2 separate regions of the Homo sapiens genome follow, and region 2 is linked to region 1. A link is a loop called in an ENCODE intact Hi-C map of the cell type or tissue named here. Cell type or tissue: natural killer cell. All regions are shown on one strand. Links, peaks and the distances in the headings refer to the core of each region. The heading gives the core; the rest is flanking DNA. Region 1 holds the start of LOC101927018 (a long non-coding RNA gene). Region 2 overlaps SEZ6 (seizure related 6 homolog).

The links. Peaks named below come from ENCODE experiments on the same cell type or tissue, not always from the same donor. Only the 100,000 strongest peaks of a DNase experiment are listed, where the experiment ranks them.
Region 2: a loop joins it to region 1, with 10 times the contacts of the local background. A loop is called at or near these places in 1 of 110 quality-filtered maps.

The regions. Positions count from the first base shown.
Region 1 is chr17:28,920,274-28,935,116 of GRCh38, forward strand. PHF12 (PHD finger protein 12) reads right to left here. Exons shown (of 15, transcript NM_001033561.2): 3 at 6,718-6,790; 4 at 3,636-4,029; 5 at 1,415-1,535. It overlaps LOC101927018 (a long non-coding RNA gene), which reads left to right and starts at 6,002. Exons shown (of 2, transcript NR_110803.1): 1 at 6,002-6,455. RefSeq lists enhancers at 5,754-5,803, 5,824-6,003. In natural killer cell, for the core only: no CTCF peak of the experiment used is centred there; DNase peaks (open chromatin) are centred at 5,257, 5,968 and 7,938; H3K4me3 peaks cover 280 bases; H3K27ac peaks cover 4,466 bases.
Region 2 is chr17:28,974,521-28,989,363 of GRCh38, forward strand. SEZ6 (seizure related 6 homolog) reads right to left here. Exons shown (of 17, transcript NM_178860.5): 2 at 6,851-7,519; 3 at 5,160-5,293. All of the region lies in intron 1 of LOC105371716 (a long non-coding RNA gene), which reads left to right. Among named protein-coding and RNA genes, the nearest start is that of SEZ6, 24 kb to the right of the region's middle. RefSeq lists enhancers at 2,949-3,522, 8,307-8,356, 11,135-11,775, 13,303-13,804. In natural killer cell, for the core only: no CTCF peak of the experiment used is centred there; a DNase peak (open chromatin) is centred at 8,001; H3K27ac peaks cover 2,102 bases; H3K27me3 peaks cover 196 bases.

The sequences.
Region 1 (14,843 bases), core at 2,820-10,819:
CTTTTTGATAGTTACTTTCTCTTGCTACCCTGCTCTGACCATAATACAGTCCTTCTAACACACCCAAGCCAACAAGTCCAGCTTCAGTAACTGAAGCAGCTGGTTTCTGTCAAAGAGATCCTATTTGAAGGAAACCAGTGTCCCAGAGACTATAACTGGGGCAGCCCTAGGGGCTTTTGGAAGTCATCCAGTCCAATACACACTATCATAGATCCTTATACTACTTTTAAACTTATCTTTAGTGATTCAAGTTAATGTTTAGTTTAAGTCCAACTCCTCTTGTTCTAGTGTGTAAACACAGTTTTTTTGAGATGGAGTCTTGGTCTGTCACCAGGCTAGAGTGCAGTGGCGTGACCTCAGCTCACTGCAACCTCCGCCTCCTGGGTTCAAGTGATTCTCCTGCCTCAGCCTCCTGAGTAGCTGGGACTACAGGTGCGTGCCACCACACCCAGCTAATTTTTGTATTTTTAGTAGAGATGGAGTTTCACCATGTTGACCAGGATGGTCTTGATCTCCTGACCTCATGATCTGCCCGCCTCGGCCTCCCAAAGTGTTGGGATTACAGGCGTGAGCCACCACACCGGGCCATTGTTTTTATTTATTTTTATTTATTTTTTTGAGACGGAGTCTTGCTCTGTCGCCCAGGCTGGAGTGCAGTGGCGCGATCTTGGCTCACTGCAAGCTCCGCCTCCCAGGTTCATGCCATTCTCCTGCCTCAGCCTTCAGAGTAGCTGGGATTACAGATGCCTGCCACCATGCCCGGCTAATTTTTTTTTGTTTGTTTGAATTTTTAGTTGAGACAGGGTTTCACCATGTTAGCCAGGATGGTCTCAATATCCTGACCTTGTGATCAGCCTGCCTCGGCCTCCCAAAGTGTTGGGATTACAGGCATGTGCCACAGCGCCCGGCCCCTTGTTTTTGTTTTAAAATACAGGGTCTCGCTCTGTTGACCAGGCTGGAGTGCAGTGGCGTGATCACAGTTTAGCCTCCAGGGCTAATCTGCTTAAGCCTCTGGAGTAGCTGGGACTACAGGTGCGTATCACCATACCTGGTTCATTAAAAAAATTTTTTTTTGTAGAGACAAGGTTTCACTGTGTTGCCCAGGTTGGTCTCAAGCTCCCAGGTTCAAACAATCTGACCGCCTCGGCCTCCCAGATTGCTGCGATTACAGGCATAAGCCACCGTGCTCGGCCTCAACACAGTTCACAGTACTCCTGTACTGTGATTCTTCAGAAAATTTGTTAACACATACACATTCAAGGCTCTCGTCAGTCCATTAGTTAGTCTCCATGTACTCATACTATCAGAATATGGGCTGTTCACATTTAACATACATGGTCTGGAAGAGGTGATGAGAGAAAAAGTATCATCTGCTAAATAATGAGAAAGAGCCCCTTAGTATGAAAGAAAATACCTGTTACACGTGAAGCAGACTTTGACGGGTAAGGGAACGAGACCATTGTGATCTAATTCATGCTGTGTCTTCTTAACATTTTTCCCTGTGGTTTCCTCCTTTCTTCTCCTCTTGCTAGAACCTAGAAAAGAAAATGATGGTGCTGAGCTATCCCTGGCTTCAGAGTTCCTAGCCTGCAATATGGAAACAACATTAAGTGACAAAAACAGATCTTAAGCATGTGTCATGGCCTAAGCATGAATTGCTCTCTGAGGCCCCTGGGGTTGATTTTAAGTTAGAAAAAAGAAAGATTAGGGAGGAAAAAAAAAGAGACTAATACGTAAGTCAGAACCAGAAGTCACCTGTTCTATGGCAGAAACACATCTAACTGTTTTGCAAACATAAAATGGTCAGAAATGCTAGGTTAGATACAGGCAACCTAAGAAATGTAAATGTCCAAGCCACATAGTCAACAAGGACTATTCTGTGGAGTTGGCCTGCAGTCTTGAACTACTGGGCTCAAGCAACTTTCCTGCCTCAGCCTCCATATGAGCCAGGACTACAGGTGTGGGCCATCAAACTCAGCTAACTTTTTTATTTTTATTTTTTGAGAGATGGGGTCTCATTATGTTGCCAAGACTGGTCTCCAATTCCTGGCCTTAAGCAATCCTCCTGCCTTGATCTCTCAAAGTACTAGGATTACAGGTGTGAGCCACCACACCTGGCCCACATTTTCATAAAAATCAGAGAAGCTTTGATTCTATATGCATCCTTCTTAAGCCTACCAATTTCACTTTCTTTGGGAATAAAAACTAAGACCTAGAAGCTTTACAGTATCAAGAAGCCAGGACTTAAAAAAAAAGAATGGAGGACAATTTGGCAATATCTATCAAAACTATATAGTTTTGACCCAGCAATTTTATTGTCCTATAGACATAGTCACACATCTATACATGTATATAATGATGTATTTACAAAGTTATTCTCTGAAGCACTACCAGTAGTAATGAAAGATTTGGAACCTAAATGTCCATTAATAGAAAATGTCCATTAATAGAAAATGGCACTGGTTAAATAAATTATGACGTATCTGTACAAAGAACTACTATGCAACCATTAAAAAAAGCAAGAAGGCCAGGCGCAGTGGCTCATGCCTATAATCCCAGCACTTTGGGATCCTCTGAGGCGGGAGGATCGTGTGAGCACAATTTGAGACCAGCCCTGGCAACATAGTGAGACCCTGTCTTTATAAAAAATATAAAAATTAGCTGAGTGTGGTGGTGTACAACTGTGGTCCCAGCTACTTGGGAGGCTGAGGTGGGAGGATTGCTTGAGCTGTGGTCACACCACTGCACCACAGTGCAGTGCAGCCTCTGTCTCAAAAAAAAAAAAATTCTATATTAATATGAAAAGACTTCTAGAACATATTTTAAAGTGAGAAAAAAAAAGCAACGTGTAGAATGGTTTAACTAGCATGTTACTTAAGGGAAAATTAATCAGCATATATCTGTATTTGCTTTTACATGCACAAAGAAATTTGAGAAGAATAAACAAGAATCAACCAGTGGTTACCTGTGAAGAGCAGGAAGGTGGAAAGTAGGCAAATGGCAGACGGGTGGGAGGGAAATTTTCATTGTAGCCCTTAATATTTTTTGATTTTTGAACCATGTGAATGTATAATACTTTTTTTTTTTAAAAGATAATTCTGGGGCCGGGCGTGGTGACTCGCACCTGTAATCCCAGCACTTCGGGAGGCCGAGGTGGGCAGATCACCTGAGGTCAGGAGTTCAAGACCAGCCTGAACAACATGGTAAAATCCTGTCTCTACTGAAAATACAAAAATTAGCCAGGCATGGTAGCATGCGCCTGTAGTCCCAGCTACTTGGAAGGCTGAAGCACGAGAATCGCCTGAACCTGGGAGGCGGAGGTTGCAATGAGCCGAGATCGTGCCACTGCACTCTAGCCTGAGTGACAAAGTGAGACTCACAAAAAAAAAAAAAAAAAAAAAAGGAAAAAGATAATTCTGGGGGAGGGGAAGGAAAGAAGTTCAGAAACTGAGAAAATGGAAAACTGAGTAAGCTCTGTAATGGCTAAGACCTTCAAAGATCTCTCCAAGCAGAACTAGGAACAGGAACCCAAGACAGTAGCTACATGAACAGTGACTCCACAGGCAGCACTGCTCTTGTGCTGGTCCTTTGGGGAAACTGGGGTTGGGAAGGGATATGATGATGGTTTGGCTGACCTGGTAGTGCAGTGGTACAAGTCAGTTCATTGGGCAACTGAAATTGGGTGGGGTTCCGCTCCATGGCGGCAGCAATCAGCAGCTCAAAGGGCCGCCTCAGCTGGGGCTGCACATAGTCTGGCTCCGCTGCTACTGGTTCCTCATCCACGTCAATGATGTCTTCGTCGACATCATTCTGCTCAGAGGTGGGAGTCTCTGTGCTGGCGCTGGATGTGGGTGTGCCAGGCCTGCTGGCTCTCCTTTCCAGGATCCGGGCATGGGCAATGGCCTTTAGTTCAGTTTTGCTGGCCGATCTGTCCAACAAGTCAGTGTCACTGCTGGGGGATGTAGTCCGTTTGCCAGATTTGTCCACCAGTCCATTGACATGACCCAGCTCCTTTTTCTGCTCTCGTTTCTGTGCAAATGAACAGGTGGGCCCATCATGAAAAGTACCATGAAACAAAGAGATGGGTGCTACAAAGTCCTGGTAGACCACTAATCAAAACTGTAAAAGGCCTTCACATATCACAGACTCATCTACCTGGTCACTTGGAACACTGGTCTGTTAAAGTTGACACAACTCTAACTGAACTAAAGCTGACAAAACTGTTGCATCAGAGAATCACCAAAAAGCATGGTAAGTTAGGAATAACTATACAAAATATATATCATTAACATTAACTCATTGTATGACATACAACATCTATAAAGTATAGGGTAAAGGGCTAAAAAGGTAACACAGTGAGAATAAATTTAGTGAGACCAATAGTAAAAATCAATGGGGCAGGCACGGTGGCTCACGTCTGTAATCCCAGCACTTTGGGAGGCCGAGGCAGGCAGATCACCTGAGGTCAGGAGTTCAAGACCAGCCTGGCCAACATGGTGAAACCCCATCTCTACTAAAAACACAAAAATTAGCTGGGTGTGGTGGCATGTGCCTGTAATCCCAGCTACTCAGGAGGCTGAGGCAGGAGAATCGCTTGAACCTGGGAGGCAAAGATTGCAGTGAACTGAGATTGCGCCATTGCACTCCAGCTTGGGCGACAGAGCAAGATTCCATCTCAAAAAAAAAAAAAAAAAAAATCAGTGAGATCACTATAGAGCCTTCTGACCTCCTGAATGGTTTTAAAAATAAAAACTTTGCTCAAAATAAGTGACACTTCTTAGAAAGTGGGGAAATGGAAAAAGATTAAGTGTACTCAGTAGGACTGGATATCTGATAGTACATTTTCCTCCAGGACTCCAAATAGAGTGGTCAAATGAAGGTTTAACACTGATCTCCAGGTAGGAGACCTGTGATCTTGTCCTATTTCTGCCACGGATCCCCTCTGACCTTGTGGTGACTCAGGCTGGTGGGCAGGAATTTCTTCATCTGTAAAATGAGACAGAAAAATCTTTCTCCTCCTCCTCTCAGGGATATGGTGGAGGGAGATAAAAAGGGTCATATATACGAAAGGGATAATTTGGAGTTGGAGTAGGACCTAGTCTTCCACTACGAATCATGATAGGGCCTGAATGTCAGGAGCTGATGAAGGCCAGAGGATGTATTATTTCAATCCACTTCAGTGTAAATACAAGAGGCCAAAGGGGAGTAGTGCTGGTGATGGTGGAAAAGGCAGACTTGGCACTGGTAGGCAGAGGTCCATGTGAAAGGTAAGAGAGGCATCTCAGGAGAAGTGCCATGTTAGAAAAGGGCATACTGTAATCCCCAACAAGTAGCTCTCCTTCTAGAAAACTGATGAAGAGGTAACAGAGGTTTGGAATGAGAGAATTTGGTTCAAACATTGGTTCTGTCAATACCTTTGAGTCCTTGGGAAAGTTAATCTACATTTTTGAGCCTCCGTTTCTTCCTTTCTAAAATGGAAACCTACGGCCAGCATTCGGTATCCATCTATGGCTGGATGGATAGATAATGGGATAACGTAATTAAAACACCTGGCACACGATGGGCACTAACATAATATTTCCTTTTCTCCACCGTCTTTACCCCTTTTCCTTCAGCTCCCCTAAACCTTTTCAGGTCCAGCTTTTTTGAGTGGCAAGTTTGAGAGGGCTCCTGGCTGGCAGGTGCCTCTAACAGGCCCTGCTCTAACCTAATTAGGGATGCACAGGAAAGGATCTTGGAAGGTGGAGAGGCTGGAAGACAGCCTGGTTTATGGAGAAATTTAACTACAGCTGTGGTTAGGTGGTTGACCTGGCTTTGGCTTGCTTTTAAATATGAACCCTTATGCACGTATTTGAAAAATAATGTCTGCTTGTTTACTTTCTTTCTTAAAGGCTGAAACTGTTACACACATAAACCACAATCTTAATCATCTCATCCTGTTTCTGCAACCAAGGAAGTCATCATTCATTGTGACATCATGTTCGGGGACCAGGCAAATAGAGGTGAGGTCACAACATAGGAAAGTTGCTTGGTGTATAATTAGTGTGGGGAGCACAGGGGGGTGGATTACAATGCACAGACAAATTCTAATCCATAGCCTGTAATTTGAGGGTTGGGTCAATCATAATTTGGGTGCAAGCACACCTACTTCCTTTTTTAATAAGGGAGAATTTAGCTCTTGTTACCCACAAGAGTTCTCAAAGTAGAAAATAATAAACCATGTTCTTGAAGCCAGTACTGAATTATCAAAGCTGAAGGAAGGGAAGCTAAAGAAAGATTAGGCAACTTGGGGTACAAATGCGTTCAAAATCCTCTCCGTCAGTATGCCAAGTCTCTGGATACCAGTGACTTATTTGCCCTGGGGTGAGAGAAAACTCCATTTTCCATCAAGCTGGAGAAGCAGCCTTTGTTTTTCAGCCATGGATAAGGCCACTTATTAGGAGGACAACAAGAAGGTAAGACTACTCCTGTCACTAGTGACTAAACATGGCTCAGTAAGTTAACACACCTCTTCTGCCCATTTCAGCAGCCCATGTTTGGATTTTTAGGCCCTACTGGATTCCAAACAGTCACCATGGGAAGAGTGGGGTGATTCCAGGGCTGGAAGAGACAAGAAGAAGGGACAAGAATGCCTTCAGGGCTAGGCCGTCTTAGCTCTAGCATATCAGTGCTCTGGATCAGGCTTTCTGGACAGTCTTCAGAAAGCAGCATTATTACCTTTCGGCGAACAGTGCACCGGTGACACATCCACTCTCCAGGAGGCAACATTTCTTCACTCAGTGGAGGGTTACTGTGGGGAACAGACAAGGGCAAGACTAAATAACTAGCCCTTTGAGGCAGTAGGAAAAGCCTAGCTAGGTTTGCATGTTCCTAAACTCCTATTGTGGCCAGTCCTGCAGGACTGCTAGGGTTGTCTCCTCCAAAATGCCTAAGTCAGCATCACTCATAATAACCTAAGGAGTGACCATCCCTTCCCACACCTTAGAGAGAGAAGCCAAATCCAGAGCTATTAACACTGGGTTTGTAGGGAAAGGTATAATAAAATAACTGAGAGGTCCTCCACACTGTTTTCTTAAAGCCTGTTAGTGTAGAGCCAAGCTTTTCTAACTGCTGTTCAAAGCCCTGTCACATGGTCCCACCGTTCCATCTTCCCAGACCCCTTCAGGTGCTCTTCCCACTATTCAAATGGAAGACTTCCTATTTCTTCCTCTAGAATACTCTTCCTTTAGAAAGCTATGCCTGTCAAAACTCTATTCATCCTTTCATACCTGCCTCAATCAGCTGTGATGGATTAAAGACAGCTGCAAATTATCTGCTCTGCCTCCCATCCACAGGTAGTCCCTTTCCCTCCTCTTGAATTGTGCTTGTCTTATGACTTGCTTTGACCACAGAATGCAGCAGAGGTGACAATGTTGCAACTTCCAAAGCTTGGCCTTAAGAGATCTGCAGATTCTATTTTTTAAGAAATATGCTTGGAAAGTTCCATCTCAGAGCCCTGCTGTCATGCTATGAGAGAGGACATGGAGGAGACAAGGTATTCCAATCAACAGTTTTGGGCTGGGCGTGGTGGCTCACACCTGGAATCCCAGCACTTTGGGAGGCCGAGGCTGGTGGATCACTCGAGATCAGGAGTTCAAGACCAGCCTGGCCAACATGGCGAAACCCCATCTCTACTAAAAATATAAAAATTAGCCAAATATGGTGGCACATGCCTGTAATCCCAGCTATTTGGGAGGCTGAGGCAGAAGAATTGCTTGAATTTGGGAGGTGGAGGTTGCAGTGAACCAAGATCACACCACTGCACTCTAGCCTGGGCAACAGAGTGAAACTCCATCTTGAGAAAACAAAAAACCAGCTTCAGCTGAACTCCAAGCCAACACGCAGCAGCAACTACTGCTATGTGAGTGAGTCATCTTGGACTTACCAGTTCAGTGAAGCCTCCAAATGACTGCAGTCCCAGCCAACATCATGTGAAACAGAAAAACCACCCAGCAGAGCCCAGGCAACCCTCAGAACTGTGAGAGATAATAATGAGTTTCTGTACCAGGCCAATGAGTTTTGGCGTAGTTTGTTATGCAACAATAGATAACCAAACAGCTTTTCCATGAGTTCATATTACTCCTGTATCTTGGACCTCTTGCTGCATGGGTTAGTTCTCTTTTGGCACTTCTCATGCTTTGCCCATTTCAGCAGTTCTCTTACTTATTTTATTAGAGGGACTAGGACAATGATTGGATCTCTTCCCTCCTTGTATTTTTATAATACAGAGGTTGTGCACACAGCAGATCACCTGAGATTGGAAGTTCAAGACCAGCCTGGCTAACACGGTGAAACCCCATCTCTATTACAAATACAAAAATTAGCTGGGCGTGGTGGTGGGCACCTGTAATCCCAGCTACTTGGGAGGCTGAGGCAGGAGAATCCTTTGAACTCGGGAGGCGGAAGTTGCAGTGAGCCAAGATTATGTCATTGCACTCCAGCCTGCGTGACAAAACTCCATCTCAAAACAAACAAACAAACAAACAAACCAAACCAAAAAACAGGCCAGGCATGGTGGCTTACACTTGTAATCCCAGCACTTTGGGAGGCCGAGGCAGGCAGAACACGACGTCAGGAGTTTGAGAACAGCCTGGCCAACATGGTGAAACCCTGTCTCTACTAATAATACAAAAATTAGCCGGGTGTAGTGGCACGCGCCTGTAGTCCCAGCTACTCAGGAGGCCGAGGCAGGAGAATCGCTTGAACCTGGGAAGTGGAGGTTGCAGTGAGCCGAGACAGTGCCACTGCACTCCAGCCTGGGCGACAGAGTGAGACTCTGTCTCAAAAACAAAACAACAACAACAACAACAAAAACCACATTTATGCTTAAGAAATTCCTACCATTGAGTTCTTGGCTAAGTCACCTACTTGGAATGGTATGCAGGAAATTTTTCTTCAAATAATGGGGGAAATGGTAAAAAAAAAAAAAAATTGAGTATTTTTTTTTGAGATGGAGTTTTGCTCTTGTTGCCCAGGCTGGAGTGCAATGGTGCGATCTTGGCTCACTGCAACCTCCGCCTCCCATGTTCAAGCAATTCTCCCGCCTCAGCCTCCTGAGTAGCTAGGATTACAAGCATGCGCCACCATGCCTGGCAAATTTTTTAGTATTTTTAGTAGAGATGGGGTTTCTCCATGTTGGTCAGACTGGTCTTGAACTCCTGACCTCAGGTGATCCACCAACCTCGGCCTCCCAAAGTGCTGGGTGTACAGGCGTGAGCCACTGTGCCCAGCCAAACTTGAGTATCTCAGAGCTTAAAGCTATGCTGTTTTACCATTTCTACATAAAATAGCACTTGACTTGGCAAATTTTCTTAGCTCCCTGTTTCCCCAGAGCCCCAAGCTTACATGTCAGATGCCCACCAAGGCTTCACAGCTCATTACTTCCCTTCCTCCCTGTTTCCTTAGTGAAATCTCAGGAGGATGCTTACCAGGAATCAGGAAACTGGAAAAACAATGGCCTGCTGGGACAGATCTCCAAGCCCTAGAGGACCACAGGTGAATGTCACCTGTAAGTCTCCGCTCATTCTAGCCAATGTAATTCTACAAAAGGCCACATCTAAACTACTGAAATGCATGCAAGTAATTTTCAAAGGCCTACAGACTCTGCTATGCTTCAGTAGCTGTCCTATCAAAATTAACCCTGAAGGGTGTCACTTCTGATTCTGTTTCTCATCATTTCTGTTCATCTGCCCACTGGCTTTGTACCAAGATATCCTACATCAAACATTTAAAACATTTAAAGTAGAGAAGATAAGACCCCTGTGGCCAGAACCCTCTTCTTTCTCCAGCTCAATCAGTTGGCCGGCTCCCTACACAGACCATACTGTTTCTCATCTGTGTCTCTGCTCACTCCAGGGCTGCTACCCACAACTACACCACTCTTCCCTAACTACTTCACCTGGTAAGCTCTTTATCTTTTGAGACTCAAGTCACGTATTCTTTCCAGGAAGCTTTCTCTGAAAGTCTCTGGTTCCACAGAGCACTTCTGCACCACACTGTATTCAAACCATTACATGTCTGAATCCCCTTCTCCATGCCTCATTTGCCTTTGTACCTCCACACCCTGTACAATGCCTGGCATGTAGTAAGTACTCAATAAAGCTTTAAAGAACTGGGGAACACTAAGGAATGGGCTTCTAGGAAGTGAGTGTAATCCTTCAAAGCTATGAGGGGAGGTAATGCAATGGGGCAGGCAACTGTTTTGTGGGTTAAATCACACATGAAATTACTTATGTTTTCTAAGTTACTACACAATGAGACAGAAGAGGAGTCCAAGTCCATACTGGCAAGCCTGTACTTACTGAACCATCCCACCTCTACTCATTTTAATCTTCTTTAAACAATTTGATTTTCAATATCGTTTATCTTAACACAAGGTAAAATGCTTAAACTTGTATTAAGAGGCTCTCAGAAGTAGCATCTTGCTAGTTTCTAAAGGATCACTTTTAGAGTTACCAAGTTTAAGAACACACTTCTGGCCGGGTGCAGTAGCTCATGCCTGTAATACCAGCACTTTGTGAGGCCGAGGTGGGTGGATTGCTTGAGCCCAGGAGTTCAAGACCAGCCTGGGCGACATGGTGAAACCCCACCTCTACTAAAAATACAAAAAATTAGCCAGGTGAGGCGGCATGAGCCTATAGCCCCAGCTACTTGTGGGGCTGAGGTGAGAGGATCACTTGAGCCTGGGAGGTAGAGCCGTGATCGTGCCACTGCACTCCAGTTTGGGCAACAGAGTGAGACCCTGTCTCAAAAATAACAACAACAAAAAACAAACAAACAAAACCACACATTCCTCAGAACTCTAGATAATGACCACAGGCTCCCTTTGTTAAGCCTGCCCTAAAGTATGGATAGGGGCTATGAATTTAGGGAGTAGTCCAGGGAAACCCAAGCATTGTCTCCCAGATGAAGACAAAACATTTAAAAGACTGAGGCCATCATTCCTTTTTTTTTTTTTTTTTGAGACGGAGTCTTGCTCAGTTGCCCAGGCTGGAGTGCAGTGGCGCGATCTTGGCTCACTGCAACCTCTGCCTCCAGGGTTCAAGCGATTCCCTTGCCTCAGCCTCCCGAGTAGCTGGGATTACAGGTTGCCCGCCATCACACCCGGCTAATTTTTATATTTTTAGTAGAGATGGGGTTTCACCATGTTGGCCAGGCTGGTCTTGACCTCCTAACCTCAAGTGATCCACCCACCTCAGCCTCCCAAAGTACTGGGATTACAGGCGTGAGCCACTGCACCTGGCTGAGGCCATCACTTCTTAAGATCTGCTTTTTTTTTGTTTGTTTTGAGATGTAGTCTCACCGTATCACCCAAGCTGGAGTTCAGTGGCGTGATCTCGGCTCACTGCAACCTCTGCCTCCTGGGTTCAAGTGATTCTCCTGCCTCAGCCTCCCGAGTAGCTGGGATTACAGGTGCCTGCCCCCATGTCCAGCTAATTTTTGTTTTTTTTTTAGAGATGGGGTTTCACCATGTTGGCCAGGCTGGTCTCGAACTCCTGACCTCAAGTAATCTGCCTACCTCGGCCTCCCAAAGTACTGGGATTACAGGTGTGAGCCACTGTGCCTGGCCAAGATTTGCTGCTTTCTTAGGGACAGAACATGCATCTTGAAATAACAAATTTGAAATGATGGTATCTTGGGAGAAGGCAGTAATATCTAAGATTAGATGGATAGGAAAGAAAGGTCTTAGAAAATGATCATCATAGGCATAGCTGGAACACAAGAATCACCCATCATAAAGCTTTCTCATGACCATGTTTCCTCTCTGCTTCAAGCAATTAATTCCTTTCAAGCTATTTAGAAGGCAGCTTTTCAATTCAAACTTCTATCTTTTTTTTGAGGCAGGGTCTCACTCTGTCACCCAGGCTGGAGTGCAGTGGGGCAATCTTGGCTCACTGAAGCCTTGACCCCCTAGGCTCAAGCAGTCCTCCCACCTCAGCCTCCCGAGTAGCTGGGACCACAGGCGCATACCACTACGCTGGGCTAAATTTTATATTTTTTGTAGAAATAGGGTTTCACTATGTTGCCGAAGGCTGGGTCTTGAACTCCTGGGCTCAAATGGTCCGCTTGCCTCTGCCTTCCAAAGTGCTGGGATTACACGTGTGAGCCAACACGCCTGGCTCAATGCAAATTTTTTAGAGGAAAGGGATTCATGAAATGGTTCCAGGAAAGACACTGTCATTGGGGTAAGCTCAGGAACCAATTCTGAAAGAGGCTGTTTTGCTCCATATCAGAAATACTGCTGACAGGGAAAGGATTCCAGGGAGAAAGGAGATTCTGCAGCCTCACGGTACTCATGTACTTATTCTGAGGACTCCCCACCTCAGCTGCCCATCTCAAAACTCCTTCCGCAGCTGGGTGTGGTGGCTCACGCCTGTAATCCCAGCACTTTGGGAGGCCAAGGTGGGTGGGTCACTTTAGGTCAGGAATTCGAGACCAGCCTGGCCAACATGGCAAAACCCTGTCTCTACTAAAAACACAAAAATTGGCTGGGTGTGGTGGTGTGCACTTGTAGTCCCAGCTACTGGGGAAGCTGAGGCAAGAGAATTGCTTGAACCCAGGAGGTGGAGGTTGCAGTGAGCCGAGACCGCATCACTGCACTCTAGCCTGGGTGACAGGAGATTCTTCCCAAAAACAAAAACAAAAACCCCTTCTTCCTTGGAAGAATGGTATTCCCATAAGCCTAGCGTGCAACTCTGAAAACAATTACATGCACACCAGAGTCTTTAAATCATGATATGCCTGTCAAGAAAAAAAGGCTCTGCCCTCGCTCCCTCTCATCCTCATGTATCAATGAAGACAGGGTCCTGGAGGCCGTCCTTTATAAGAAAAAATCATTAAAAGTTAAAAGTCACGTAACACTGAGATTACTCTACCAGAGTTTCAGCTGCTTAGCAGTGAAAACACTATAATGAGACAATGCTGCTTTTGTAAAGACATCAATGTGTTTCTTAAACTAAAGCCTAGAAATAGCATAGTGATAATTTCATTGACATCTAGGTATTACAGTTCACAAAGTATTTTAACAGATGTTCTTATTTGATCTTCACTACCATACTGTGAGATAATTCTTATTCCCATCATACAGGTGAGGAAACTGACTTATCTAAAGCCACTAAGTAGCAGAACTGGAACCCAAATCAAAGTTTCCTGGCTCTTTGAAATCTTGAGCCTAAGCTATTTTTGTTGTTGTTGTTTTGTTTTTGGTTCACTCTCAGGATATGCTTCAGAGCCCAAGTTGTTTTTTAAGAACCTTTAGTAGTCTTCTTATTTCTGGGGTACACAGTGAAATATCCATCAGGGTACCCTCCTTAACCTCAAGGCTGCGCATTTCCTTCTACATCAGTCAATATTTATTGAGTACCCATGACTTTCTCATCAATGTACTAGGTACCACACTGAAAAATGAACGCAAAGCAAACAAATTATCATCTACCCCATCAAAAAAGTAGTCTAGGCCAGGCTGTAGCTCATATCTGTAATCCCAGCACTTTGGGAGGCTAAGGTGGGAGGACTACTTGACCCCAGGAGTTAGAGGCCAGGCTGGGCAACATGGTGAGACCCCATTTCTACAAAAATACAAAAATGAGCTAGATGTGGTGGCATGCATCTGTAGTCCCAGCTACTTGGGAGGCTGAGGCAGGAGGATCACTTGAGTCCAGGAGGGCAAAACTGAAGTGAGCCATGTCCACACGACTACACCCCAACCTGGGCTTCAAAGCAAGACCCCGCCTCAAAAAAAAAGTAGCCTTGGGGAGAGAGGATCAAAATCATCCATCCACTCAAAAATTATTGGATGTTTATTTTAGGCTAGACAATGTGCTAAGTGCTGGTATTTCAGACATGGTTCTTGATTTTAGGGATCATGGGCTGGAGATAAGGTGAAAAGGACATGCAGTAATGAGAACATACATAATCAACTACAAACTGATTCTTACCATAAAGACCCACATAAAACTCAATTACTTATGGATGCCAGAATCAATGAAGAGCCCCAAAGTTTGGACATTTGGTACCTGAAGGTGACATGCGATTTTTTCCTACTCTTTTCATAATTCAGAGCTATTTAACAAATGGTAATTCAGCCAGTGAGCCTTTAAAGACAGTGAAGTTAAGGATCGTGAGGAGTTCAGGAGGAAGCCATAGTTTCAGAAGCAGGTATATTTCTGCATTTTGATAAAATACCTGATAAAAGGAAGGTTCTAGCAGTGGAGACATTTCTTCTGAAAATGAATGTTTAAGTCTGTCTAGAGCACAATAGTGTTTGAACCTTTCTTTTCTTTCTTTTTTTCTTTTCTATTTTTTTTTTTTTTTTTTGAGATGGAGTCTTGCTCTGTTGCCCAGGCTGGAGCGCAATGGTGCGATCTCTGCTCACTGCAACCTCTGCCTCCCGAGTTCAAGCAATTCTCCTCTGGAGTAGCTGGGATTACAGGCACCCGCCACCACGCCCAGCTACTTTTTGTATTTTTAGTAGAGACAGGGTTTCACTATCTTGGTCAGGCTGGTCTCGAACTCCTGACCTAAGGTGATCTACCCGCCTATGCCTTCCAAAGTGCTGAGATTACAGGCGTAAGCCACTGTGTCCAGCATGTTTGAACCTTTAGATTCCTTCTGAGAATTATCTGAGTACTTGGGATGGTGAGCTCTGGAATAGTTGTCTTCTGTACCTGAACTGGCTTGTCTTGGAAAACTGGTAGCTTTTTAGCCAACAAGCCAAGGACCTCTACTTTATTTTCTGGCTTCAAAAGAGCATAGCCTGCATTGCTATGAGACATGCATTCTTTTCCATAGGCAGAGATGACAGT
Region 2 (14,843 bases), core at 4,434-12,433, 56 kb after region 1:
AGCTCTCATAAAGTCTCAATAAGGGAGGCAGGGCAGGCTGTTTTCCTGCACTTTATAGATAAGGGAACCTTGTAATCAGGGAAGTTGAGAGATCCTCTTTGGTCACACAGTGAGTCCAAGACAAAGCCAGGACTCGAGGCCAGGACTCATGATTCCTGGTCCAGTGTCCTGTCTTGTGTGCCTGGCAACCCCAGGCCCTCCCCAGAACTGGGAGAATTCCAAGTGGATGTCCTCCAGAATCAGGCAGGGCTGACTGGGAAAGGGCATCTGGGGCAGATCCTGACAGGTACCGGTCTCCGCCTGGGTCTCCCACTTTGGATTTGCCTTGTGCCACAGACAGGCCTATCTCCTGGGCCAAGGGAAGAACAGGGGCTTTTGAGTCTTGGATTGAATCCCGGCTCAATCACTGACCAGTTGAGGGGCCTTAGGCAAGTCATATGACCTCTCTGAGCCCCAGTTTTGCCTGTGAAATGGGGATAGTTTACCTACTTCATGGGTTTGTAAGGATTTGGTTAGATCCTGCCAGTAAGGGTTTTAGCACAGAGGGGCACAGCGCTAGCAGTCATCTTTCCATTTAATGGGGAGATGTGGGCCACACCCTGGTAAAACCTTGGCATTTGCAGCAGAAATGATAGCCGGCTATGAACTTACTTTGCCCTCAGGTCTGCCAGGGCTCTGCCTGGGAGGCATTGTACCTTGGAGCCACCCTCTCCCTGGCCCAGACTCTGCAGCTGCCAGGAAGCAAGCAGCAGAGCCAAGAACCTGAGGTGCCCCTGCTCAGTCAGGCCTATAAGGGAGCTTGCTGACCCCAGAGAAGGAGCCACACTCAAAGGGACTGGCTAGGAGAAGCCTGGTGCATCATCTGGTTCAATCTCCCTTTATAGAGAGGTAAACTGAGGCACAGAGAAGGCCAGGGGTTTAGCTCAGTCACAGAGAGGTGGGCTGCAGAGCCAACACTGAAACCCCAGTCTTACAAGACAGACTCTGTGCCCTTCTGAATTGGCACTTATCCAGAAAACCTTATGGGGTAAGATCTGTTTTAGGGATGAGGACAGTGGCCAAAATCCATGGGGCTAGACCTGACTGCACCCTGTCATCCCTCTTGGATAAGCCTGCCTAGAGCCAGGAAATATAAAGTTGTCCAGAAATTCCACCCAACTGACCCCCTACCCCATGCCCACATCAGGCCTGGTCCTGACACGGCTTAGAAGGGCAGGGTATTCTGGCTATCAAACTGTCAGCTGGCCTGGCATGGGCGAGCTGTGTGCCAACAGAGCCACCTGGGGCACGAGGGCAGGGACTGTGGGCAGCTGTGCCCAGGCTCCAGATGGTACAGAGAGCAGCCAAGCCAAGATGGAGGCTGGCAGTGGGAAGGCTCTTGGAATGCCAAGTGCAGAGAGAGGCAGGCGCCAGGCCCGGAAAGGCCTGGAGCCCTCAGGGGGAGACTGACTGCCTGGGGAGGGGCTGGGACCCACATGGGCTGTGAGGCTCATGCCCATCCATCCTGAAGGGGCTTCTCTGGACCTCTCAAGAAAGAGCCTAGCCCAATGCCTGATCCCCAGATGAATCAGGCAAGCCTCCTTGGATCACAGAGGGCCTGACCTGGCCTCCTCCCTGTGGATGGCTCAGACCTTCAGCCTCAGAGGGCATCAATAACTGCAGCACCATCAAAGGAGGTGGGAGGCAGGAGATGAAGCAGGTTATGAGAGGCTGTGGTCCAAGCCATGGAGAATAGGGCTTTTAGGGATTCTGGTACCCCTGAGGCTGGTCCTCCAAAAAAAGGGAATTGAGAGGGTCTTGCTGAAGGCCCCGGACTTGAGGCAAGGGCTGTGGTCTCATGCTAGGGTCCCAGCATGGTGTCTGGCTGCTTTGCTCAGGGGTATGATTTGTGGGTCCCTAAGACAGTCCTCTCCTCCATGGCTCCTGTCACTCTTCTTGCCCAGACTTTGTCCCACCTATCTGCCCTGAGTGATCCCAGTGAATTCATAGAGGGGCAGGTGGGGAATTCTCCATGATGGAGGGAAGCCACAGGCAGTCCCTTCTCCCCAAGCCTGAGGAGCCATGGGGAGCTCTGTAGGCCTTCCAGCTGCCCACCCATCCTGCCCCCAGTGTCCAGCATGGCCTGACACAACTGTCAGCCTGGGCAGAAGGACGCTGCTCTTGGGCTGAGCCTCTGGCAGGAGTGTGATCCGGAAGCCCTTACCCTTACCCTCCGCCCCTACACAACAAAGCCACCTTTCCAAAACAGCCAGGGCAGCCTTCAAGGGCCAGGCCTGCCGCACCTGCTGCTGCCCAGGCCAGACTTGGCTGCTGGCTTCTCATCCTACAGGTCTCAGGCCAGGTGTCATCACCTCCAGGAAGCCTTCCCTGACCCCCAGGCTGGTGGAGTGTGCCCGTCCTGTGCTTCCCATCCCCATCCCTGCCAGCACTGGGCATTCCGTGGTCATTGTTTATGATTTCTGTCTTCCCTACTAATCATGAAGGTCTGTGTCCCCAGTGCCCAGCGCAGAGCATGGCACATAGCAAATTCTCAATGTTTGCTTGTGGAACAAATCCACTCAACAAAACTAATTAGTAATTAACTGACTGACTTTTGGCAAGTCCCTTTTCTTGCCTGGGCCTCAGTTTTTCCAACTCTCCAGTGGGTATTGTTGGGTAGTGTCAGAAATTCTTCAGGTCCCAAGTGGCCTGGGTGGGGGTGGAGGTTGCCAGAACTGGCCCTGGAAGAAGAGCCTTAAATCCTGCTTAGTTCTGGCTGATTCTTTCTCTTGCTCCTTCCCCAAATTGGGTGCTGACCCCGCTCTGGCCACCCTGTGCCCGCCTCCCCTCCATGACTTCAGACTATCTCAGGCCGTCCGGGCCGACAGTGTCCCCAAGGACCCTGCCCCCATGGCACCGAGGTGGAGGGTGGGGCCAGCATCTGCCACATTTCCTGACAGCAATCCAGGGCTGTGGCAGGTCTTCGTCTCAAGGTTGCCTGGTAATGGCTTTTGCATTCTGATAAAAGAAAAAAAATGTGGCAGCACCAGACAACAGACACGGGGCTTATGTGAGGGGTGGGCATCCAGCATGGGGCTTGTGCCTGGGCCAGAGAGGGGGCAGGCAGAGCCAGCATCTTGCTCCATTGTGGAGGGTGCCAGGGCTGGGCTCAGCCTTGTCCAGTGGGCTTCAGTAGGGGTGGTAGGCTTGGGGGGGGCAGACAGAGCCTCCCAGGCCTGTAGGGGGGCACTCAGCCTGGCACCTGCCCCCTCCCACCCCCTTTCCCACACCTGCAGCTGGTGCTTTCCACCCAGTGAGCCACAGCCGGTGCCACCTCTCATTAGGTGATGATTTTACATTAATTACCTTAATTAAGCGGTGCTGAGTGCTAATGGCTTGAGGCGGGGTGGCTGTTCCTAATTACCCTCCCAGTCAGCCCAGAGTGAGGGGCACAGGGCTTGGCAGAGTAGGAGGAAACAGTTGTAGGAAGAAGGGGAGGGGCCCAACAGGGGTAGGAGAGGGTCCCCCTGACAGGGTCTGATTCAGATACCTGGACCTGACATCCCCAGAGGGGAGGGCTGGAGGCACTGCCCCAAGATAGGTCTAGACGGCTTCAGTCCCCAATCCAGGGACATGCAGGAATTGGAATGGGCGGGAAGCAGAACAGAAGGCAGGGAGCAGGGAGCAGGACACACTTCTCAGCGCCCTGCCAGATTCCCTCAACCAGGCTGAATGCCTCTCTTGCCCACTCCTGGTCAGTCTCCAAGATTCAAGTCAAATGTCATCACATCCCTTCCTTCCTCCATCCCTTTGTCCGATCATTCAGTCAGCGCATGGAGTACCCATTCTGGGCTCTGCACTACAAGGCACCCCTTAAGGAGCTCACAGTCTAGCTGGGGAGGTGGACAGCTGTAAACAGTTGGATGGAAGGCAGACTGCTAAGAGCTAAGATGGGGGATGCCCCAGGCTTTGGGGATCTGAGGGAATTCCCAGAGAGGGTGATGCCAGGGCCAAGTCCTAAGGGAAGGCATCATGGGATGACTCTTCCAGGCAGAGGGACCAGCATGTGCAGCTGGGACTTGGGAAAGAAGGTTTGGCCCATTCAGTTAGCTGCAAGCTGTTTAGTGCAAAGTGGGGGTAAAGAACAAGGGACGAAGTGTCTAGGGGTGGACCCAGAGAGACTGACCTTGATTCAGGAGCCCTTAGAGAGGTGTAGGGGGCAGGATTGATTTGAGAAAAATGACTGCAGTGGAGGTGGAGATGGGTAGAGTAGGGAGCAAGTGTGGGCGGGGTGACCAGTGAGGCAGCTACTGCATCATCAGGGGAGGGATGGTGGGGTCTAAACCACATGTGGTTGTGGGGATGGAGGGAGAGAAGCAGAGAGATTTAGAGGGGAGTATCATGGTGACAGAATTTGGGGATGAATTGATGGGACTGGGGGAAGAGGGACAGGGAAAGGCTAAGGAGACCCCATGTTGCACATTAAGGGACACCATCCACATTGCACTATGGTGGTTCTGCTCCAGGTTTCTGACCTGGACAGGAGTGGCTTTGGGGGAACAAAAGGAAGATTTGGGTTTGTGGAGGTTGAGGAGCCTGTGGGACATCTGTGAGGACCTGTAGCCTCAGGCCTCGGGATTAAGAGAAAGTCTTAATCCTAACGGAGGGATGAGATAACCCAGGGAGGCTGGGGACAGGAGGCTGGCCTGTAGATTTGACTTTCCTATCAGCTGATCACCTCTCTGATGGTGTAATCAGGTCTGTCTTCCCCCACCTCTGCATCCCAGAAGCCAGCACAGAACCTGACCCAGAGGAACTGCTCAGAGAGGATTTGCTGAATGAATGAATGAATGAGTGAAGCTCCATGACTCTCTCAGGCCCAGCGAGGCAGCCCTGTGTTCTCTGCTTAGCCCATAGATTCAGATGTAGGGTTTATACTCACCCAGTCCCCTGCCCATCCAAGGCTAGAGCCCCCTCCCACAGCCCCTCTTGGCTTAGGCCATTGCCAAACACACGGGGCAGAATCTAACCATTTAGGCCCATCTCCCAGCCCTGGCCTTAGGCGATGCCCCACAATTGATGCCCCTAATCATCCCCACATCCTCTCATAGCATGTGCCTCTCTGAAGAAAGAGAATACACCCGCCCCAGCTTTGCCCTTGCCAGATCCAGATCACTCACCTTGATTTCCACGCCATAGCCAGGGTAGACAGAGATGTAGAAGAAGCAGTCCAGGCCAACATCAGTGGGGGAGCTGAGGTCTGTAGGGGAGTCCAGAGAGCCCTCTGGGCCTGAGAAATTCCAGCTACAAGGGCCTGGGAGGCAGGAGGAGACACAAAGCTAGTGCCAGCTCTGGTGAAGTGGTCCAACTAAGGCTGAACCGTGTGTGTGTGTGTGTGTGTGTGTGTGTGTGTGTGTGTGTGTGTGGTGAAGACCACCTCTTGTGATGTCTAGTCTCCTGTTGAAGGAAGGGGACCACCTTTTATTAGGCACCTACCATGTGCAATCTTTTTTTTTTTTTTGTATTTTTAGTAGAGATGGGGTTTCACCATGTTAGCCAGGATAGTCTCCATCTCCTGACCTCATGATCCGCCCGCCTCAGCCTCCCAAAGTGCTGGGATTACAGGCGTGAGCCACTGCACCCGGCCCCCTAACATGTGCAATCTTATCTCAGTTTTCACAGTAGCTCAATGAGGTTTGTTTTCTTTCTTTTTTTTTTTTTTTTTGAGACGGAGTTTTACTCTTGTTGCTCAGGCTGAAGTGCAATGGCGTGATCTCAGCTCACTGCAACCTCTGCCTCCTGGGTTCAAGCTATTCTCCTGCTCAGCTTCCCGAGTAGCTAGGATTACAGGTGTACACCACCATGCCTGGCTATTTTTTTTTTTTTTTGAGACAGAGTCTCGCTCTGTCACCCAGGCTGGCGTGCAGTGACATGATCTTGGCTCACTGCAAGCTCTGACTCCCGGGTTCACGCCATTCTCCTGCCTCAGCCTCCTGAGTAGCTGGGACTACGGGCACCCCCCACTACGCCCGGCTAATTTTTTGTATTTTTTAGTAGAGATGGGGTTTCACCGTGTTAGCAAGGGTGGTCTCGATCTCCTGACCTCGTTCCACACGCCTCAGCCTCCCAAAGTGCTGGGATTACAGGCATGAGCCACCGCGCCCGGCCAATTTTTTGTATTTTTAGTAGAGACGGGGTTTCACCATGTTGGCCAGACTAATCTTGAACTTCTGATGTCAGGTGATCCACCTGCCTCGGCCTCCCAAAGTGCTGGGATTACAGGCATGAGCCACCGTGTCCAGCCAGAAGTTTATTTTCTTATTGCCATTTTACAGATGAGGCTCAGAGATGAGATGTTAAATAGAATTCCTAGGGTCATGTTATAGTTGGAAGAATCAAGATTTTTTCTTTTTTGAGACAGAGTCTCGCTCTGTTGCCCAGGCTGGAGTGCAATGGTGCAATCTCAGCTCACTGCAACCTCTGCCTCCCAGGTTTGAGTGATTCTCCTGCCTCAGCCTCCCGAGTAGCTGGGATTACAGGTGCCCACCACCATGCCCGGCTCATTTTTGTATTTTTAGTAGAGATGGTGTTTCGCCATGTTGGCCAGGAGGGTCTTGAACTCCTGACCTCAGATGATCCACTGGCCTCTGCCTCCCAAAGTGCTGGGATTACAGGCATGAGCCACTGTACTTGGCTGAAGAATCAGGATTTGAGCTCAGGTCTATCTGGGTCCAATCTACATGCCTCCTGCAGGCTGGCCCTTGGTGCCAAAGGGCAGGGCAGGCTGGCACAGTGTCAGAGACAGGCTTTTAGGGGCCCCGCAGCCTCCCCCATCCCCATTTCCACATCTGCAAGCCAGCAGGTAGCTGACCTGGTGTCTGGACTGTGGTGATGGTGGTGGTGATGATGGTGGTGGTAGTGGTGGTCTCCTCATCATCTCCTGAAGCTGTGGAGGAGGTGATGGTCCCCTGGATCCCGATCCCTGCGCCCTGGGACACAACCTCTGCAACCCACGGCCTTCCCATGTCTCCAGGACCCTCTTGGGTTGGTGTCCAGGCTCTGCTGGGGGGTGTAGTGCTGGCTATCTCCCCTGGGCCTAGGGTGGGCACTGCCATGCTGGGCCCTGGAGGTAGGGGAGCTGTGATTCGAAGCATAGGGGACTCTGACTCCGGACTCCAGGGTCCCTCCTTGGACTGGGGCTGAGTGGGTACCGCAGCCATGGCTGGAGTGGGGCTGGTAAAGACAGGGCGGCTGTCCTGGTTGGCCAGGCGGGGAAGGGGACTTGGGGTGAAGGGTGCAGGTGGGTCAGGCTGGAAGGGCAGTGCTGGCCTCAGCTCCTCATCTCCCTTTTCCAGCCCCTCTTGTAGGAATTCCTCAAGCAGCGGGTGGTGGTTGAGCAGCTTCAAGGTGGGGGCTGTTGTGACAAAGTGGACGCCTCGTTCTGGCTGCTCAGGTGTGGGGGCTGCTGTCAGCTCGCCATCTGTCTCCTCGATGCCTGGGGCTTGTCCTTTCCCCACGGTTGGGGCCTCTAAAGAGAGTCCTGAAATAATAAGGGATGGTCAGAGGTTCTCCCCCTGCTCCAGAGAGCAGCATCACGCCCAACTCGAGTAGTGGGGGGGCCCGCTCTCTTTTGACAGACAGCCCTGAGGAGCGTGCTCACTGCTGAGAATCACGGAACTACAGAATTTGTGAACTGGAAGTGAGGTGCTATTACATACTTCAAGGGTGGCACATGAGATACTCTTTCTCCTCCAGCACCAGAGGCAGGCATTTCTAGCCCATCCGTGCACTATTTCCTACTGTTCTCAGGTTCAGCCTCAGAATCCTCCTCAACACAGCACTCCACGAGGTCACACCTGACACCTCAGACTGACATGACAAATATTTGCCATCCCTAATGAAGAGCAGAGGCCTTATTTTACTAGTGAGGAAATAGGCCAGAGAAAGGAAGTGACTTGCTCAAAGTCACGCGACCAGTTGAATTGAGATGAAAACCGTAAGTGTGTCTCCCACCACAGTGTCTTTCCTGTCTGAGATGATAGGGCATTCAAGTTCATTTCCTGTTCTCAGTGAACCTGCTGGTCATTAGCCTCAGGAAATGCGTCACATATTTGGGATTTTATTTTAGATTTCCTCATGGTTGCATGACTTCTTTTTTTGTTTGTTGGTTTTGAGACAGTGTCTCGCTGTGTGGCCCGGGCTGCAATGCAGTGGTGTGATCATGGCTCCACTGCAGCCTCAACCTCCCAGGTTCAAGCGATCCTCCCACCTCAGCCACAGTCCCCACACCCCCACTTCTAGTAGCTGGGACTACAGGTGCATGCCACCATGCCTGGCTAATTTTTAGAATTTTTGTAGAGATGGAGATCTCACTATGTTGTCTGGGCTGGTCTCAAACTCCTGGGCTCAAGCAATCCTCTCACCTCAGCCTCCTAGGGATTACAGCATGAGCCACCGCACCCGACCATGGGTGCATGACTTCTTTGTTAGGGGCCCAGTAGTTTCTCTCCGTTCTCAGGAAATCATTTCTTTTGTACTCATTTCTGTTTTTATGGTCCTTCTAGAGCAGTAATATGAGTAGAGTGGGAAGAGCCAAGTTCTGGAGCTAGGCAGACATAACTTCAAATCCCAGATCCACTACTCTAGGGCTGTGTGCCCTCAGGCAAATAACCCAAACTCTCTGAAGCTCAGTTTTCTCATCTGTAAAATTGGGTTTCCTTTTTAGGATTGACTGAGATAATATTACATCCCGTCTCTATTTGATATGTCCCCCTGAGTTCCCTTAATCTTTCTGGTGACACTAATCAGGTTCCATCTAGGGCAGGGTGAAAAACAGGTGTAGAATGGAAATCTAGCATGCTACCCACCCACTCCCTAATCCATGGCAGGCATTGCTAATCAATTTTGGTTATTTCTTGCTAAGGCCACCTGGTCCTTAGCAACTTCCCTCTCACAATGTTATTCAGGCAGCCACTACCAATCAATGAGATTGGCTCTGGGGGATGAAACTGATTTGCTATCTCTGGTCTGAGGTACAGATTGCTCTGCTATTGATTGTGTTGACTTATTCAACCACATAGCTGGAGAGATGATGCATATTCTGCTTGTGGCCCATTCGGCTCCCCAGATCCTTAACTGCCAAGAAAAGGTCAATGAATGCTGGCTCCAGATTCAGCTCATACAGAATTTTGCCAGCTCTGAGAAGCCTGGGAGGATATTTCTGATCCTTACAGCTCTCAAAATGGCTGCATGAGGACTTGAAGGGAAACACAGCCGGGGTGAGATCACAGAGTTTGCAAGGAGAAGGTCGCTTCCTCCGCACGTCTGGTGGTGGGGCTGTCATTCCAGAGGCTCACACCCACTCCATAGATTGGCAGGCATGAGGAAGCAGCAGATGGCCTACGTTCTGTTCAGGAGACCATAGCAGCTCTGATGTGTCAGACAAATGGGAGGAGGGAGGAAATTGGGTGGGGGAGGTGGGTACAGGTTGGAGGGCTCTCCATTCTTCTGGGTCAGAGGAGCTTGGGCACCCCACATCCCTGAGAAACCAGGACCAACTGCTATCTCCTGAGATGCCCACTAAAGCAGCCCATCTGTGTCTTGGCATTGTGTGCCAGCCACTGACAACACCATCCAATCTAGATGTCCAGCCAGGCCCACACCCCCCAGAGCAGATGGTCCACCAGTGCCTGTCTTTCATCTGAATAAGTTACGGAAGGTCCAGGCAGTGCCTGTGACATGCCAGAACAGGGCTCCTCTTTTTGCCCACCCCCCAGACATCACACAGGCTATGCCAGGTAAGCTGAGACTGATTCTAGCATGGCGCAAGGAAGGGGGGCTTTTCTAATCACATAGATTGGAGCCCCCTGGATCCGGGCATTGTTTATGCGGCCCCTTTCCAGAGTACCCAACAAGAGATGTGGCCCTTGGCTCTCAGAGTAGGTACCTGTGTGACTCTTCCTGGGAGAGGGAGTGCACAGAGATTCTCTAATTCAGGAAGTGTCCAGGGCAGGCACAGCTCTTCCCGCTGGCTGCCAGGTGGGTGCTGAGCAATGGAGCAGCACTAATGGGCACCTCCCATCACTGTCGATTGCACTGATTGTGCTATCTGGGATCGAGATAGCATATCAAACGAGCAAGTTGATTCCAAAATCAGCTGCCACTTGGTCCCAGCGGGTGCCACCCACTGTCATAGAGGGTAAGATAACCTCTGGGAGACAAGCCATTTCTGGGGAGAGGGCATCTCCAGACCCCCTGGTTGACTCTGTTGGAGGCCTGAGGCCCTGAGACCTGCCCCCTAGTTTCCCAGGATTGTGGCCAGTGGATAGGGGCTTCTCTCTGCCTGGGCTGACTGAATTCAGGGGTGCAGGGACTGACGAAGGGAGAGTATGATATAGGGGACAGCAGAAGAAGGTGTCAGGGGCTCTAATGCCCAGTCTCATCAGGCACTACTGTGTCAGGCCCTTCCCAGACCTTGTATCATTTAATGGATGCTGCGCCTCTGGGAGATGGGAATTTTATTTCCATTTTACAAAGACCTGAAGCCTAGAGAGCTGAGGCAAGGACTCGCCTGAAGTCTCGCAGTGACGCAGCTGGGATTTAAACCTTCGATGATTTGGCTTCAAAGCCCTAGGTCTTTCCACATACCCACCTGCCTCATGGGAGGGGCAGACTGGAGCTACACAGCAGACAACACTCCAGCCAGTTGAAGAAACTAAGTCCAGGGAGAGGCACGGACTCGTCGAAGATCTCACGCCATTTAGAAGTCTGGGGCCAGAGCTTCTGGCATTGGGACTTGGGTTGGGCCCTGGTCGAGCAGGCCCTCAGGAAGCCTTCTGGCTGGGACCCAGGGAAGCCCCCACCCTGTGCCTGAAGCACATCTGAGCCTCAAACCCAAACCGGAGACCCAACAACACTGCTGTGTGGGGCCAGGGCACAGAGCCACACAGACCTGGGTTCAAGTGTCAGTTCTGCCACTTAAAAGTCATGTGAACCTGGCAAGTTGCCTCTCAGAGCCTTTGCCTCCTCAGCTATAAAATGGGCACTTTGGAAGGGTTTTGTGTGAATCTGCATGCTCTGAATAGGAGAGTTCTGAAGGCTGAGGGAGAAGGCCACAGTCAGAGGTTAGGCAGCCCCTGTCAGGGGAACACTGAGGCAGGCTTCTAGGGTAGGAAGGGGTGGCCCCTGGCAGGTAGGGCTCTCTCTTCTCTGGGGGACTACCCATGTTCCATGTTGGGTGGCAGCATGTGTGACCCTGAGGATGTCAAATACCTCATCCATAAAACAAGGATAATACTGCACCATGCAAAGGGCGACCACCTTCAAGGCCCTGCATGTCGGTGGGGGACACAGCGGTGGGCCGCAGCAAGATCGTCCCCGTGATCCCCACTTGCCAGGCCCACCTGGTGCCAGAACACAGGATGCACTCCGCAGTTGCTCAGTCCTCCCCTCCCGCAGGGCCGGGGGCTGCATTCTCCGAGTGGGCTGGGTCCGGGAAACACCCCTCCCTTCCCCGCGGGCCATCCCTGGTGGAGACTGCCCAGGAACTTCCCAGCGCCTGCCGCCCCCAGCCCTGGCATGGCCCCGCCGCCGCCTGGGCCCTCCCCCCGCATTAGCTCTTAAGCTGTGCAAATAGACATCGGAGGGAGCCCTGTTTAAAGTATTTAGACGAAATGAAAAAAGGCTTTCATCGGCACTAATGAGCCATTCAGGATGCCTCCCCGGTGGATTCTCTCCCGCTCCCGCCTCCCTGCCCGCGCCGCCCCGCTATGGCCCCTCTTGGGATTGGAGGCCCCTTCCTCCCAACCCCAGCCTGGGACTCCCTGGGAGGACCGCTTACCCCGCCTCACTTCCCAGGGCCCAGCTGGGTGAGGGTGGAGCGGAGGCCACCTGCGCCCCAGCCCCACCAGATCTGGATCGGGATGGGGGGCGGGGCCCAGCCTGTGTTTAGGGGAAGCCTTAAGGACTGGGGCGTGTTCTAGCGTCCAGCTAGGTAGGTGTTATGGCCTCTGTCTTATAGATGGGGAAACCGAGGCTCAGTGAGGCCCAGGAGCTTGCCCAGGTTCACAGTGGTGGTGTGCGGTGGAGCTGGAGTCATTACGCAGTGCCCCAGCCTGGGGGAACCGCCGAACCAGGCAGTGGTGCCACCTCAGGGCCAGCTGGCTTGCCCCTTCAGCGCTGCTGTTTCTGCAGATCTTTCTGTACCAGTCAGCCAGAAAGCCTTGGGTTCCAATCCCAAATCGATGTGACACTAGCTGTGTGACCTGGGCGGGGGCTGCCCACTCAAGCCTCTGTCTGCTCATCTGTGGAGTGAAGACATACTGGGTTTGGGGAGAGCTCATCTATGGACAGACATATACTGTCACCCACCGCAGCCTCTGGAAGGGCAGGTGGCACTGTCTGTCACTCTGGCAGCCCCTGAAGAGGTGCCAGGCATTTCCCAAGCCTCTGGCCCCTCTGAGGTGGGCAGTCACGGGAACCAAAGTTCTGGGACGAGTTCAGGCCTGATCCCCGCCTCATGGCAGCACCAACTGTCAGCTTCGGGGGAGGGCATGACAGCGTGTGGGTACAAGGGGGAGCCTGAGGGACAGGGCGGGCAGGGGGCCCACTCCTCTGGGTTCCAGAGGTTAAGCTGGCCCAGCACGGGGACAATGAGAATTTAATGGGATCCATTTATTATCCCATAAAAGTTAATGAGTTTATTCTGAAGGTTCCCTGGCCCCTTTCAAGTTTTAATAGGGGATTAGTGAGGGCCTGGTCCCTGCAGACCCCTATTATCCGAGAACCTGAGGGAGCTGAGAGTGCTTGGGCCCCCCAGAGCCAGAGTCCCTCCTTACAGTGACAATTCCACGGGCCCAGCCCTGCCCTCTGTACTGTGAGGCCCCAGCTAGAGGCTGGCAGGGCTATATAGGGCCGCTGGGATCTGAGGCCTAGTTCTAGAGGCTTCCAATTCCATGCGCAACTGAAATAATTACCCCGACAGTGTCCAGCACCTGAGGCAGGTTTGCTGCTATCCATCTGCTTGTATTGACAGGGAAAGCAATATAACCCCCATGAGACAGATAAGGAAAGCAAGGCCCTGAGCAGGGATGTGGCTCCTCCAAGGTCACCCAGAAGCTATGGCTGAGCCAGAATGGACACATTCTGTCTCCTGTGGTTGGTAGCCAGGAAACTGGGGCTGGTAAGAGCTGCCATTCACTTACTCGGTGCCCACTGTGTGCTGACCATGCACTCAGTGCCCTCATACGTAATTTCTCATTCTCCCCTTGCTCCAGGGAGGTTTGGGACATTATCCCAAGAGATGAAGACACTGAAGCCCAGAATGGTTATGTAACTTGTCCAAGGTCACGCAGCTAATGATGGCAGAGCCTCGGACTGGAACCCAAAGCTGGACAGCCCCATAGCTCAGCTGTCTACTGCTCTTGCTGGCTTTCGGCTGTAGCACCTGGGGCCTCCTATCTCCCCACCAAGCTGGACACCACTATCCTAGCGCACTCGTGCCAGGAGCCCTGCAGCTTGGATGATGGGGAAGGGTGTTCTGGTTGTGCCCTGGAGGGGCAGTTGTTGGGTTGGACACAGAGATACACTCAAAAGGAACTTCTCATCGTCAGAACAGGTGCCTTCCCCGTTTTGGCCCCAATTGCTCACGCGATTCTCTCTCCTTGCCATGGCTTCTCTACTCCTTTGTCTCTGCAAAACCTCCCCATCCTTCACGGGTCAGTTCCTAGCCTCCTCTGGAGATCCATCCTTGCCTGGCCCTTCTCTTGACCTCCTGGGGGCACTTCCTAGTGGGCTCCTAACACATGAATGGCTTGTGTCCCTGGGCAAGGATCCAGCAGTGGGTATCTCTCTTCCCATTTCTCTACCTGGTGCTAGGCATAGTGAAGGCTGGGCTCAGGGCACACTGTTTCCAAGCCCCGATTCTGCCTCTCTGCACACTCAGAAGGCAACCTGCTCCCCAAAGTGCCTAGCCCTTGGCCAGCAAGGTGAGCAGGAGTGGGTCCTGCCAGGAGAAGATGGGCAGCCAGCCCTTGGCCATGCCCCATCACAGCCCCAACTGGCAGTTGATGGGGAGTGTCTGCTGGCACAAGCTGATGGGTCCCCATTGCCCCGGACTACCCTCTCTTCCCCTGCCACTGATCATCCCCATCACAGCCTCTCACCACCCTCTCTTTCTTGGTCAACCCCTGCAGTCCAGTCAAATTTGGATTGCAAATATGAATGGGGGCACCTCCTCTTGGCCAGGCTCCAAGTGGGGCAGTGGCTGGTTCCCAGAACATGAGCCCTTGTAGCATCTCATCCCTCCCTCACTTACCCAAGAGGAAACCAAGTCCAGGGGGTTTTCCCAAGTCACACAGCAAACTTGGGGCAGGGTTGGGACTCAGGATGGGGCTGGGACATCTAGCCCAACTACTGGGAAGAGTGAACCCTCCAGTCTGGAGCTGTCTTTTATCTGTGGGCATACCTCCAGGGACAGAGACCCCACTGCCTCCTTAGCCATCCTGGTTGGGGACAGGGGTAACTGTGGGCTTTGGCATCTCCAGAGTTGGGGTCTCACTGTCACATGGAGGGAGCATGGGTGGAGGTAGTGGGCACCAGCTAGGAGTCAGGCCATGCTATCCTCATCCCACCCCTGACAAGCCAGGTCCCTCAGCACAAATCACTTCCACAACCTGAGTTTCCATATTTTTGTCAGTAAAATGGGTCCCTGCCAGTTCTCACATTCCAGGATCTAGTGAACCATGAAGGGCTCTATGAATAAAAATATTGAATGCTGCTGTTTACTGAGTATACATTTACCACATGCCCAGCAACACTCTAAGTGCTTTATCAGAATTAATCCCTATAATAACTTTATGAGATGG